Regions from separate parts of the Homo sapiens genome. Here region 1 is linked to region 2. Evidence: read pairs that join two places in POLR2A ChIA-PET (ENCODE). Cell type or tissue: A673. All regions are shown on one strand. Each heading gives the region's core, and the rest is flanking DNA. Links, peaks and the distances in the headings are about the cores only. Region 1 overlaps ZFAND3 (zinc finger AN1-type containing 3). Region 2 overlaps MDGA1 (MAM domain containing glycosylphosphatidylinositol anchor 1).

Region 1 (7,624 bases), core at 1,764-6,763, 300 kb before region 2:
TTTGTTAAACTGAGTTATTTCATTACAAAGAAATGTTTGTTTTATTTTATTTTTATTTTGCTACGTTGCCCAGGCTGGCCTCAAACTCCTGGACACAAGTGATCCTCCTATCTCAGCCTCCTAAGAAGCCGTGACTACAGGCACATGCCACTACACCCAGCTGAAATTTTATTTTATAAAAGAATTCCCTTGAGTATCACATTCCTCTAGTGCCTTACATACCTGATGCTCAATAAACACTCATTGCCTAGTTTATAGATCTTTATTTAATAAACTAAAGACTGAGAGAAACTAAAACTAAAGTACTGGAAGTCTTATATCATTGAACAATTAGAAATAAAACATCCCTTTTTAATTTTTTCAGACATTTTTCACATTCAACTTTTTGAGACTGCTGAAAAAAGTATAACTGCTGCAGTAGCCCCATGAACACGTAACACATACAGCAATGACCTCTCTGATAATTAACAGACTAAGTCCTAGGCTTCCATAGTCTCAAAAGGGAGATGCAATGACAACAGCTACAACTGGCTCATTCCACTAGTTCAGACCAGCTTAGCTGGATCTAGCTGAAACTTGCCTTAGCCTCTAGACGAGTAGCTCACTCTTATAGATGAGAGTACTGGACACCTGGATGCTGGAATGTAGAAGTCCACTGGGCTTCAGTAGAAGTTTTAAATAAATCACTTTTAAGACAAAAGTTTCTGCCAACTAGCTTTTAGCACTGATACACTGCTTTGTTCAAATTATGTAATCATATACAATTTAAATGTTTTCAGAAAGTACCATCTTCACATCCTACCATCAACTATAGAGGAACTCACAAGGGAGTGACTGTTGTTCAAATTTTTAGTTTGCTTTCTAGTACCACCTGAGGGAATGTGAAAGCTAAGACTGCACATCTGAGCCCCCATTCCAACCCATGGCTCTGCCACTGATAATATACTCCCTCTTCTCATATGTACAACGGGAAACCTGGACAGTTTTACCTTTAAAGCTCTTAACACTTAGTTCATCTGACTCAATTTTTGTTTTAGTTTCTTTCTCAGCAGTTCTAACTAATTGTAAGAATTGGCATTTCATGACCTTTATACTTTTGAGTCACTGCAAGAAATTTCATGCTCTATCTTGCAATTACCATATTGGTCCAATAGACTCACTTTATAAATATAAGACACATTATGGAAGTTTAGCGATCTTATTTTTCCTATATCTTGAAACATGTTAACATTTCATCATCCAGATAGTTTACCACTACTCATCAATTATATCCAACTGTGCTTTCAAAAAGACTATAACCCAAAAAAGAAAAATGATGGAATCACCTACAGTGAAGGATGATGCAATCATGAAATAAATAATTATCCTTCAGCTTTTTTCATTGCACTGCCCAAAGTAAGTCACGTGTTGCTGAACAATGGGGTTATCTTTTGAAAAATGCAATTTCATTGTTGTGTGAACATCATAGAGTGAACTTCCACAAACCTAGATGGTATAGCCTACTACACACTTAGGCTATATGGTATAGCCTATAGCTCTTGGACTACAAACCTGTATAAGCATGTTACTGTACTGAATACTGTGGGCAATTATAAAACAAAGGTATTTGTGAATCTAAACATATCTGAAAACAGAAAAGGCAGAGTAAAAACACCATATAAAAGATAAAAAATGGGGCCAGGGGTGGGGGGTGGCTCACGCCTGTAATCCCAGCACTTTGGGAGGTCAAGGCGGGTGGATCACCTGAGGTCGGGAGTTCAAGACCAGCCTGACCAACATGGAGGAACTCCATCTCTACTAAAAATACAAAATTAGCCGGGTGTGGTGGTTCATGCCTGTAATCCCAGCTACCTGGGAGGCTGAGGCAGGAGGAGAATAGCTTGAACCCGGGAGGCAGTGGTTGCAGTGAGCTGAGGTCACACCATTGCACTCCAGCCTAGGCAACAAGAGCAAAACTCCATCTCAAAAAAAAAAAAAAAAAAAAAAAAAAAAAAGATAAAAACTGGTACACCTGTATAGGACACTTACCATGCAGGCAGCTTACAGGACTGGAAGGTGCTCTGGGTAAGTGAATGGTCAGTAAATGTGAAGGCCTAGCACATTACTGTGGGGTTTATAAACGGTACACATGGTACACCAAATTTATTGTTTAAAATATTTTTTCCTTCTACTTCTAAACTTAGCTCACTGTAACTTTTATATTATAAAACTTCTGAATTTTTAAAACCTTGGACTCTTTTGTATTAACATTTAGCTTATAACACAAACACAATGTACAGCTGTACAAAAATATTTTCTTTATATCCTTATTCTATATGCTTTTGTCTATTTTAAAACATTTTTATTTTTTGTTTTACTTTTTAAACTTTTTGTTAAAAACTGCAACACAAACACATACATTAGCCTAAGTCAACACAGGGTAAGGATCATCAGCATCACTGTCTTCCACCTCCACAAGGATTTTTTCCTACTGGAAGGTCTTCAGGGGTAGTAACAGGTATAGAGCTATCATCTCCAGTGACAACACTGCCTTCTTCTGGAATACCTCCCGAAGGAGTTGCCTGAGGCTACTTTACAGTTAACTTTTTAAAAAAATAAATACCATACTCTAAGGATAGATAGCATAATAAATACATAAACCAGTAACATAGTCATTTCTTGTCATTATCAAGCACTATGTGGTGTACATAATTGTACTGGCTATACTTTTATACAACTGGCAGCACAGTAGATATACTTACACAAGCATCATCGTAAACACATGTGTAATGTATTGTGTTAGGATGGCTACCACGTCACTAGGCAATAGGAGTTTTTTCAGTTCCTCTATAATTTTATGGGACCACTGTTGCATATGTGGTCTGCCCTTGATGCAAACATTGTTACACATGACTATATTTGCATCATCTTTCACCCTCTAGAAGGCTGCTCCACTGCTTATGTCATTTACAAATATAAAAATATATATAATTGGCTACATTTTTATTGCACAACTGTGAAAGGAAAATATATCTCGGGACCCCAAAATCACTAAGCCAAAGGAAAAAGTCAAGCTGGGAACTGCATATGGCAAACCTGACTCTTATTCTATCCCTAAATAAGATACATACAAAGATTAAAAAAAAAAAAAGCTACATACCTCCCTCACCATTTGCCCACAAGGAAATTCCTTGTGGACAAAGGACAGACAGAAGACAGAACTCAAAGTTGTCCCTCTGCTCACATGAGACAAACGCACATCTGATTGCTTCCTTTGCCCTATTGTTTCACTAAGCCAGACTAAGGCATAAATGACTATCCTTGTAAATGGCGTATTCTGTGAAACCTTAATCAGAAACTCAAAAGAATGAAACTGTCATTTACCTGCTTATGACCCAGAAGCCCTCTCCCCACTTTGAGTTGTCCAAACTGAACCACTGTAAATCTTACATGTACTGACTGATGTATCATGTCTCCTTAAAATATATAAAACCAAGCTGTGTGTGCCCTGACCACGTTGGGCACATGGCATTAGGACCTTCCAAGGCTTTGTAACAGGTGCATCCTTAACCCTGGCAAAATAAACTTCCTAAATTGAGACTTATCTCAGACACTCTTCGGTTTACACAACTCATGTTGACCTTCTACAAGGAAAAATTTTTTAAATAATATTATTTCCCCACAAGCCACCACCCAGAGTCAAACACTATATATTTTGGTGTTTCCCATCAAAAACATACACATATATATTTACATATTACAAATTTTAAATTTAGAATTTATAACAAAACTTACTGAGAATTCCATGATCCTCCCACAGTAACAATGAGCATTCTAAAGCACCTACCTAACCATGACCAAAAATCACAATACCCTAAGATCTCACTACAGTGGTCACAGACATGAAGCTGATGATCCTGGCTTCAATATGGGTGAAAACAGTTATTTTTAAAAGAGAATATTCACAGAACAGCATCACTTAGTCCAAATCTGAAACAAAGATAACAGCTGTCTTCTCATTCCAGAGTCCTGAACAAGGTCGTACTGTGATTTATAACTGTTGACCTCACCATGTTGTAGTTTTTGTTTAAGTGCCCCAAATGTCTTGAAATACAAGAAACACGCTATTCCTATGAAGAAAATACCATCCTAAGTCAGCCAAAATTGTTCTACCTATACATCTATCACCACAAGCATCCCTATCAGCCTCTAGGCTGGAACTACCAGCTAGGTATGGTTGCCTTAGGCTCAGACCACTGATTCCTCATTTCCCTTTTAGGAAACTCAGTACTTTAAATGTACCCCCTGCTCCTTGCTATGTTCTCCTGGTGCCCTCAGAAGTATATTCCAATTGTGCTTTTTTGTGCACAAGAACAAATAGAAAGCAGAGAAATAAATTCCCATTATAAATTTTCCAGCAGGAATCTACTTCACCAAGCTAGGTACTGCTTACCCTACAATTAATTTTAATATTGCAGCAGGGAAGGCTTTTTTCCTTTATGTTTTAATCTGGGGACAAGAACAAATCCAGTAATAGAACGTCAACATTAATTTGAGGGGAGATGAAAAATGACTTAATAACACTGCAGCAGGATTAATATTGTACGATAGATCATGAAGTCATAAAACTCTTGACAAATTCATTTTTGTATCACTGTATATTCTTGCTAATAGGGCAGGGCATATCTGAAAAGCTGTTAATACCTTACTGCACAAATGCCGATCAAATTGTACTGCAAGGGGATGTATTGTGCAGGAGGTGGAAGAAGAGAATTGTCCTCACCCATTGCAGTTTGCAGTTAAATGCAGCAGAAAGAAGAATAAGGGTAGAGTGGTTTCAAGCAGGAAGCTAATACTTGCTTCAAATCAAGTGATACAATTCAGAAAATGAGTTGATGGTTACCAGGAAAACAAATTGGAAAACAGATCAGCAAATGATACAAGAGAGATTTTACCCAAACAGCTCTAAACAAGGCACCAAGCCAAGAGGCCAAATAGGGAAATCTTTGCCTAGTCTGACACAAAAGCAGCTACTACAAGGTCCTTAAACAAAATGTACATTAAAAACAACTACATCCAAGCGAGGCAGGTTAACAGGGACTGGATTTCTCTTCCTGCCTGAAACAAAAACAAATAAAAACAGACAAAAATTACAATTTTCATGACTCTGGATATCTAGCAAAAAAAAAAAAAAAGACAGTGACCTCTGAGAGATGGGAAACAAAGGAGACCAGCCCTACAATTGTCTTGGCTTATTGCCTTGAAGAGAATTACTGGGCCATGGAACAGAGAAGGGAACATGAAGTGGAGTACAGCAGTAGCCCTGGCTTGGTAGGCATGTAACCTGTGCAGCTGCAGCTCCGAAGGGTGCAGTGCTTGGTTTAATGATCTGATTAAAATTAGAATTTTAAGAAACTAAATAATTTTTTAACAAAGGCTCACATTTTCATTTTACACTGGGCCCTGCTAATTATATAGCTGGTCCTACTCAGCAGATGTGGTAAGTTGAGGAAATAAGCTAAGAGGCCTGATGAGAACAAAGCAGCTAGAGTTCACAGAACAGAAAAACACACAAGGAAGAGTTATATATCAGGAGAGGATCCTGATTATTCAGCCAAGTACAGGTCAGCACATGCATACGAAAAAACTATCTGATGCCAGGCAAAGAACCATCGTAATGGATTGTTTTGACAGGGCTTGAGACGCACATAGACAGGGCAAGGAATAGTGCCTGTGCCCAATGTCAGACTGGAAAAACTCATAATTCAGGAGCATTGCATAGAGTACTCAAGAAGGTTTTATCTTGGAAGTAGAGAACAATTAACTCTACATTGAGCACCTCTCCAAACCCACTTTTAAACACACACACACCATAAAAGCACAATTCCAAAAGACAAAATTGCTTCCAAGTAACTTAACTGCATCTTCGAACAAAGCTCAAGATTTGTACATTTACAGAAATACATGGCACCCAACAAAGTAAATCTCACAGTATCTGCCACCCAAACACAGATAATCAAATACACAAAGTTGTAAGAAAACTTGACCCACCATGAAAAGAATAATCACAACCAACTCAGAACTGACAGAGGTGTTGAAATTAGCAGAGATGGATATTAAAACACCACCACAGCAGAATTTGCAGGCTGCCACTGAAGCAGTAACGAGGTGAAAAATTTTAGCATTAAATCTTTATTAGAAAAGATTTCAAATCAATAAACTCAGTTCCCACCTTAAGAAAGAAAATAAGAACAAATTAAACTCAAAGTAGAAGGAAGGAAATAAAGATTAAAGTGAGAATTCATGAAACAGAAAAAAGCCATGAAACCCAAAAGAGGGGTCTTTGAGATTATCAATAAGTTGATAAATGTCTAGCCAGACTGACTAGAGAAAAAAAAAAAAGACACAAATTATCAGTATCAGAAATGAGAGGTGTCTTCACTACAGTTTTATGCATATTAAAAGCATAAAATGCTGGCCAGCCTGGCCAACATGGTAAAACCCCATCTCTACTAAAAATACAAAAATTAGCCCAGTGTGGTGGCCGGCGCCTGTAATCCCTGCTACTCAGGAGGCTGAGGCATGAGAATCACTTGAACCCAGGAGGCAGAGGTTGCAGTGAGCTGAGACGGATGAAATGTTATAAACAACTTTATGCCATAAATACAAGTTAGAGGAAATGGACAAACGCACTAAAAGACAAGCTCACTCAAGAAGAAATAGATATTCTGAATAACCGTGTATCATTATCAAAGAAATTGCATTTGCAGTTAAAACTCTCTGACAAAGAAAACTCCCTGTGTAGATGGCTTCATTCATGAATCTCATCAAACATTTAAAGAAGAAACAACAGCAACTCTAAACAAACCCCTAACAGAAAATTAAAGAGGAAGGGAATACTTTCCAACTCATTCTATGAGTTCAGAAGTACTCTAATAACAAAACCAGACAAAGACATTACAAGATAAAACTACAGACCAACATCCATGATGAAATGTAGATGCAAAAATTCTAAGCAAAATTTTATCCAAAAATAGAATGTATCACAACCAAACGGAATTTATCCCAAAATTGTATGACTGCTTTAACATTTGAAACCCAACCAGTGTAATTAATTCACTATATTAATGAATTAAAGGAGAAAAACAACATGATCTCAACAGACATAGAAAAAACATTTTACAGCCAGGCACAGTCTCAGTTCGAGACTGGCCTGACCAACATGGTGAAACCCTGTGTCTCCACTAAAAATACGAAAATTAGCCAGCCATAGAGGTGGGCACCTGTAATCCCAGCTACTGAGGAGGCTGAGGCAGGAGAATCACTTGAACTCAGGAGGCGGAAGTTGCAGTGAGCTTGAGATCAAGCCACTGCACTCTAGCCTGGGAGACAGAGTGAGAAGGAAGAAAGGAAGAAAGGAAGAAAGGAAGAACGGAAGAAAGGAAGAAAGGAAGAGGAGAGGAGAGGAGAGAAAGGAAGGAAGAAGGAAAGGAAGGAAGGAAGGAAGGAAGGAAGGAAGGAAGGAAGGAAAAGCATTTTACAAAATTCAACATTCATTCTTCATTTGAAAAAAAAAAAAAACAAAAAACTCAGCAAACCAGAAATAAAAGGGGGCTTCCTTAACCTAATCAAGAGCATCTGTGAA
Region 2 (7,624 bases), core at 1,732-6,731:
CTTTTCTTTCTGGAATAAGACTACAGGGTAGACACAGAGAAGGCCATGAGGAGGGGCACGAGGGTATGGCAAGGAGTGAGCTCAGCTGCCAGCCAGTGGCCTTCAATGACCCAAAAACAAATCTTCCAGATTCATTGCAGGAAGAAACTGAGACCGCAGAAGGCAAGTGGCTTATCAAGGTCACACAGCAATTAGGTGCCGAGGCTGAAGTTAAAAGCCATGTCAAAGGACTTTCTACAGCTTTCTTTCTCATTCTCCTGTGTCACCTCCCAGGCTTAGGGGAATCCAGGACATGTCTGCATGGCGTTTATAAGCTCATTGTGTGCCCACATCTCTATAATCCTTCCCCTACCCCTGTGAACCTCATTTCTTATTCTCAGACCTCATTGCATCCAGACTACAGAATCTGGGGCTCATTCTGGGTCTAGAACTCTGGTTAGATGTTAGAGGCCCTTATTGGAAATGTCAGGGCTTCCCCCGCCCTTGTGGGTAGGAAGGTGAGCCTGCTTGGTAGTGTGAACTGGAGGTTGCTGCCAGTCTCCACCGGGTCCAACATCTTGTCACACTGCCTACAAGTTCCACTTTAGAGTTATTAACAAGCTAGCTGGCAGAAGCACTGCCACTGTTTCCAGAAGGTTACTCTGGGAATACCTGGCAGCCCTAAGCCTTCTCCCGATGGCACAGGTTGGTTGATCAGATGAGCTGGATCTTGAGCCATGAGATTCAGGCAAGGAAGTTTCCAGGGGAGTGGTGGGTGGAGGAAGAGGATGATGGTGGGGTATTTGATATGTGTGTAGAGGGGTCATTAGGCAATATGTGGACTCTGTGTTGTGGCCATGTGAGAAATTTCGTAGTGGACACCATGGACAGTCAAAACACACTTGGACTCATAGTCTTAGTTTGGGTTGCCCCAGAAGTAGACTCTGAGATAAGGAGCTGAATGCTGTAATTATTTGGGAGGTAAGTCCAGGAAACTCTGGTAGAGGAATGGGGAAGCGAGACAGGGAAGCAAAGGAAGCCAGTGAAAGATGCCTTATCAAGTCAGTTACATCGGTGTCCCTTGGGGGAACTCTGGCATGCTTTGTGAAACACACTTCAGAGTTATCCCACCATGGGGTGAGGGAACTAGGGCATGTATACACCCACCCCGCCTCTGTCACTGGGTGAGGTTGCTCCTGGGGGTGTTAATTCCCGGTACTCCTAAACCACTGCACACACAGGCAGCGCAAGCTCTAGTGGCCAGAGATGGCCCTCAGGCAGAGAGGTGCCCGCAGGCATTGGCAATTGGGAGCTGGCTGGTGGTGCACTGAAGTGTTTAGGAGAGGGGGTGCAGGTGGGGCAGCAACAGTCTGTATTACATCTTGCCTAAGCCATGGTCTTGCTTTTTCAGAGCCAGCTTGCTGTGTGGAGCTCTTTGTTTTTAGATCTCATGTTCAGGGCTGCATGTACAAGCCTCCATTCCAGGCTGTAAACTCTTGCCTGCAGCCACCAGACCTGCTCACTGCTCATTTACTTCCTTGGATTTTGTGGCCAGAATCCAAGTGTGTCGATTTCTCCAAGACTCTCCTGATAGAATTCAGGCTCTCCCTGAAGGATGCCTTATACCTGCGGAGGACAGGGTTGAGCATCACTAAGGACACACCCAGAATCTACAGGGTCCTTTGGGCATTGCCAGGAGAGGCACCATGTTCTCCATCCCACTGAATTTAAAACCAACATAGAGGTGGGGACAGTCTAGACTAGAAGACTGCTCCTTCTCCCTGTAGGCAGGATTCTGGGTGAAACAATTGTTAGGGGTTAGAGGGTAATAAGGTCGACTGCATTCTGTCTACTTCCCTGCCCAGGAGCCAAGCCATGGGCTATGACCAGAGTGGCCTGCACCCCTGAATATACCTGAGCCTCATGAGTCCGGCTCAGAGCAGCACTTCTACCCTGTTGTATATTTCTCTCTCTCTCTTCACTAATAACTGGGACCTGAGATTAATTAACTAATTCAGTATTTATTGAACCCCCCGCAGTGTGCCAGACTCTGTTCTAGGTGCTGAGGATACAGCAGAGAACAAGACAGAGATGATCTAGAATCACAGACTTATAAAGTGACAGAGCCAGCGGGAATCTTAGGGCAAATCTAATCATTTGTCAGGAGAGAAATCTGTAGCCCAGAGAAAACAAGAGAAGTTCTCAGGCCACACAGCAGAGAGGGGGATCAGCCTGGAATCATGGAAGGTCAAAGGTAAAGGGCTTAGAGGTTGCCTGTTTCTACCTGTTCAGTTTTTTGTTTGTTTGTTTGCTTGTTTTTTGAGGCAGAGTCTCTCTCTGTCACCCAGGCTGGAGTGCAATGGTACAATCTTGGCTCACTGCAATCTCTACCTCTTGGGTTCAAGGGATTCTCCCTCCTCAACCTCCCGAGTAGCTGGGATTACAGGCACCCGCCACCACGCCCAGCTAATTTTGTATTTCTAGTAGAGACCGGGTTTCGCTATGTTGGCCAGGCTGGTCTTGCACTCCTGACCTCAGGTGATCTGCCCACCTCGGCCTCCCAAAGTGCTGGGATTACAGGCATAAGCCACTGCGCCCAGCCTACCTGCTCAGTTTTTAGAGGCAGAAACCAACGGCCAGAGGTGAAGGGTCTCACCAAGCTGGTGGCCCTGCTGTATCTGCCAGTGATTACTCTCTCTTCCACATCCATCTTCCAAGCCAGATCTAGATTCTCATTTGCAGAGGGGTGTGTGTGTGTGTGATGTGGGCAAGGGTAGTAAGCAGGGGACATGAGTAGCTTTCTTTTTGATCAAGCCATGCACCTCCTTTACTGTGCCTGCTGGCAAAGTGGCCTCAAGGGATACTAGGAGGAGCTTGCTACTGAGGGATGCCCCAATGTGCCCAAAGCACTGACACCCTTGTCTGGTTCACTCCCTCCTTTCTGGAGACTTGAGGGAGCAGGGGCTGCAAAGCCTGGCTGGGGTGAGGGTGGGCTTCATGCCCTCATTGTCCCCTCCTCCTCTTCTGTTGGAGATCAGTGTGTGTGTGTGTATCTGTGTATAGGGACCACTGGTATGAGATAAACTGCTCTCACTTGGTACCTCAACAGAAGCTGTAACATGTTCCTCCAGTTCTCTCTGCCTCGTGCAAGTGCACATTATTTGTATTTTTTGTGCATGTAATATACACTGGCATGTGTGTGCTGTAGGTGTGTATATGGGTGATGATGTTGCACACGATAATATGTATGTGCAGGGAACTATGTATATGTGTGGTAGGGGGTCCTACAGACCTCTTTAGGGGCTTCTCTGGGTCCACCTTTATCTCGCTGCCCCTCCAGATGGCCTCTGGTCACCTTTTTCTTGGTTCCAAGGCAGGGGGTGGGCACGGGCATCCAGCACCCTGGGTCATCAGTCAGGGACTTATGTCCAGCCTGGGTATGGCCCCCACCACCCTTCCTAGGAGACCTGAAGAGGGGGGGCAGGGGCAGGCCGAGGCTGGCCTGGAGCTCCTGGCTAATTTTCCTGGCCTCGATTGATCTAGCAGCTTCTCCTGAGTCTATTAGCAGTCCGCGAGTGAAAATATCCCCCATCGTGAGCCCTGACCTGAGACAGGGAGGAATCCGTAGCAATTTGTTCAAACAGAGGAAAGTGTTTCCCTCTGATTTGTATTCCAATTTACTCAGGCAGGAAGGGGGTCAGGGTAGGACCCAGGCACTGCCAGAGCTGGGCCCAGACCCATCCCCCTTAACCCCCCATGCCAGCCGGGTTGGCAGCTGGTCCTGCCCAGGTTTCCTGGGGGGGGGGGGCTGAGGAGGAAGGGTGGGCCCCAGTAGGGGACAGGGAGGGAGGTCTGCCAGCCTTCCCAGCAGGCCCTGCTCAGCTGGAGAGCTCAGTTGTGGATTTGGTTTTCACAAAACACAAAGCCGCCTGCTCGGAGCCTCTCTCCCAGGCACTGGGGCCTGCGCCAGGCGTGCGCTCACCCGCTGCGCCCGTGCCAGATCTGGGCTGGGCTGGGTGCATGGAGACAGTGGCCCCAGCTGGGCCAAGTGGCAGGGGGGCTGCTGAGGCCCAGAGGGGAGTTGGCACCTTTGAAAAGCGCTGGTGCAGTGTGGAGAGCCCCAGCACGGCCTTCCGATCCAGTGCTCATGCTTACTTCCCAGCCTGAGCAAACTGGGGCTCTGTGGTGTCCTAACCAGGCAATCTTTTGAGCACCTGCACTAACTACAACTCTGGTCGTATTAAGTACCTGCTGTTTGCCGGGCACTGGACTAGTGCTGCCAGGTGTCTAGTCCTTGCAGGGTCCGGTCGTCTTCATGTGCCTCAGTTTCCTCACTGGTGCTCCTCCCATCCTTTGCATACCTCTGTCACCTCCTTCATGCATCTCTGCTCAGCCCTTCTCACTTCCTCTTGGGAGGTGCTTCTCCCTTCTAAGGGTAGCCCTAGTGGCTGAGGGTCACAGGGCTGATGCCTCTGAGCAGGCTGGCTTCCTTTCTCCCCGATTGCTTCTTTTGGCCCCACCTTGCCCTCCCCATCAGGGCACAGGCCTCCACAGAGGTGGTGCCATGGCAGCTGGAGAGGAGGATTCTGGGAAGGGTCAGGCAAGTGATCCCGCACAGCTCACCTTCCATCCCCACCTTTGCCTTCCCTGGTGTGTCAGCGCCCCACCCCCGCCCCCGGGAGGGGAGTAACCAGAGAAGTTCTTCACACTGAGGTGTCAGTAACTAGCAGCTCTGAGGTCAGCTGTCACACATGACTTGCCAGGCTCCATGACACCATCGAGATCTAATTTCAGAATCAAGTAACTAAATATAATGAAGTCGATGAATAACCATCTCTCGCTCAGGTGGGAGCGTAGGGAGGCAGTGTGGCCTGAAGGATAGGAGCAGAGGCTTCTGAAACAGACCTGGGGTGGAGGTCTGCTCGGCCGCTCACTAACCATGTGATGATGGGCAGGTGTCGCACTGTGCCTCAGTTACCCCATGCACAAGACAGGGCTAATACTGGTACCTTCCTCAGAGGGCTGTGGTAAAGGGGAAATGAGGAATGTGTGGGAAGCCATGTGCCTGGCATGTGGGAGGCAATGACCACCACTGTTCGGAGGAGGGTTTGCTAAGTGAGTGATTCCATCACCGAGGCCTGGCTCAGGAAGCTGCCGCTGTCACTGGCTGAGGCACAGAGGCTGCCACCAGGGAGGCGGCATGGGAGGCTCTGTGTACAGGCACGTGTCACAATATCGGGAGAGAGAGGGAACAAGACTGAGACCCTGGCCCAGGAGGAAGGGTAGAAGAATTCCAGTCCTCCTCCCATTTTCCTTTTGGGGAAGTTTATAGCAAGAATCTTCCCTTCTAGCTACTGTACAGGGCTTGGAGACAGGTGTTTTGCACAAGCCCTTTACTGCCACCCACCCACTGTCCATTCCAGACCCCATTTTCCTCCCAAGGGGCAGCCTCCCTCCTCCCGCATCCACAGCCCCCAGCTATCTCCTGATAGGGGCTTTTCTGTCCCTGGCCGTGATTGAACTCTGGTCCAGTTGTCCTTCTCCATCCCTGAGTCCTTCTTTTTTCTCCCCCCACCTACTCGATTTCAAGTCATTTAAAAGTTGTTTCAGAGGCTCAGCATTATAATCAGATCCTATGGAGCCTGCCACTTATGTGGTTTCTAAAATTTTAGCCAAAAAAGGAGAGGAAACCCTTCAGTGATGGAGAAAAAATAAGAGACTACTTAAGCAGGAGGGCAGGTATTGCATTTCTCAATTTATAAATATACCTGATGCTAAAGAAAATATGCTCCTAAACTTTATGTTTCCTGAATTGATGCTTGAAAAAAAAGATTGTTCATCCCTTTAAGGGATTTAATGTGCTTTTGCTCCCAGGGGTGCTCGCCTTTTGAAAAGGATACAGAAAGAGAATAAACAAGTGACTATTTAATATGCAGGGTGTTGATTTGATGAGTGTTACGAACATGCATAGCAGGGAAAGGGATTGAGCGTGATGGAGGTGGGGGCGGGCGGGCTGTCTTAAACAGGGTGTTCAGGGAAGGCCTCTCAGAAGACAGCTGAAGGAAGGGATGGAGCAGGCTCTGGAGAGCTGGAGAAGAGCAATCCAAGCAGTGGGGAGGGGGTGGGGCTGTAAGTGCAAAGGCCCTGAGGTGGGAAGGGGCCAGGCCTGCTTGAAGACTGACAAAGAGGGCAATGTGGCTGGAGTGGGGAGGGCAGTAGAATGGGAAGTGGGGCTGGGAGCCGATGGCAGAGGGCATGGCAGGCTGTTGAAAACGCATTGGCTTTGACCCCAAGTAGGATGGGAGTCATGACAGGGAGAGCAGAGGAGAGATGAGATCCTCTGCCTGCTGGTGGAGAACAGACTACAGCAGGCAAGGGAGGAAGCAGGGAAGACCTATCAGGAGGCTGCTGTCACAAGCCAGGCAGGCCTCGGGAGTGGGGGCTAAGACTAGGGTGGCATCGCAGGGGGCAGATTCCTGATTGGTTCTGAAGGTCAAGCCGACAGAGCTTGCTGGTGAATTGGGTGTGGGGTGTGGGAGGAGGAGAAAAGTCATGGATGACTCCCAGATTTCTGGCTGATACTTGGTTAACGGGAGACAACGTGTTCCCACTAATACAAGTGTAGGGGGTGAGGAGTGGCTCCCAACCCTTGGGGGTACTGGGGGGCAGTGAAAGTTGGCTGCTGGAGGTCAGTGGATGGAGGGGCCATAAAGCGAATGAGGTCCTCCTTACATTTCTGCTCCCTGGTTCTTTAACCTCAGAGCTAATTTTCCTGTGGTCTCCTGGGTAGAAGCCAAGGCCTGGCCTGGAGGAACCAGGTAACTGCATATGCAGAGATGGCTTTAGGGGTTGCTAGAAGTTGGGGTGCAGCACCCCTATCTCCCCCTGCAGCTGGGTGGGGTGCTTTCCAGGAGCTGGAGCTCTACCCAGGGACCCACAGTGACCCGAGGTCGGAGGGGGTCAGAGTCTGCCAGGCTGTGGGAGACCCCCAGAAATGCTGTCCTTCCTTCCCTCCCTTTCTGTGCTGCTATGGGCCAAGGCCCCACCAGCTCTCAAGCTGCAACATTGATTTGCTTTCATTGTTGTTATTGTTATTATTATCCACTTAAACAACTTCATAGAAAAAAAAGAAGCCCAATGACCATCAAACATTAACCATTCATTCTAAACTCCCTGCCCATACCTGTCAATATATTTTTACATAGCAGTAAACAGTGGTCTGTTCTGCTTTCTCGGCTGCCTTTATCTCCTACACACGTCTCCTGCTATTGACTGAGCCCTCAGACCTGTCACTTTAATGGCCGCAGGACACCCCCTGCATCGATGTGCTGGAGTTCGGGTCACCATTTCTCTGCTGCCGAGCATTTGGGTAGGAGCCAATTTCCCTTTCTTTTAAATAGCTCTGCCATGAATATCCTTATGTGAATTACTTTTTCCTTTTAAATTATTTCCTTGGGGCCTATTCCCCAAAGTGAGACTGCCTAACAGGTCATAGGATAGGAACAGTTTTATGGTTCTCATTTCGCACTGCCGGGTTGTGTGACGGAAAGTTTGAGCTGGTGTTGTGCACAGCCCGGCCACAATGGATTTTATCATTTTAATTTATTTTCACTGGTTTAATAGGTGCATTATGGCCTGCTTTTTA

Evidence for each region. Peaks named below come from ENCODE experiments on the same cell type or tissue, not always from the same donor. Only the 100,000 strongest peaks of a DNase experiment are listed, where the experiment ranks them.
Region 1: POLR2A ChIA-PET joins it to region 2 with 8 read pairs; 2 of 35 experiments call an interaction of 5 or more read pairs at or near these places.

Annotation. Positions count from the first base shown.
Region 1 is chr6:37,977,714-37,985,337 of GRCh38, reverse strand. All of the region lies in intron 2 of ZFAND3 (zinc finger AN1-type containing 3), which reads right to left. Among named protein-coding and RNA genes, the nearest start is that of ZFAND3, 160 kb to the right of the region's middle. In A673, for the core only: no CTCF peak of the experiment used is centred there; no DNase peak of the experiment used is centred there; H3K27ac peaks cover 1,926 bases.
Region 2 is chr6:37,677,160-37,684,783 of GRCh38, reverse strand. All of the region lies in intron 1 of MDGA1 (MAM domain containing glycosylphosphatidylinositol anchor 1), which reads left to right. Among named protein-coding and RNA genes, the nearest start is that of MDGA1, 17 kb to the left of the region's middle. In A673, for the core only: no CTCF peak of the experiment used is centred there; a DNase peak (open chromatin) is centred at 3,973; H3K27ac peaks cover 413 bases.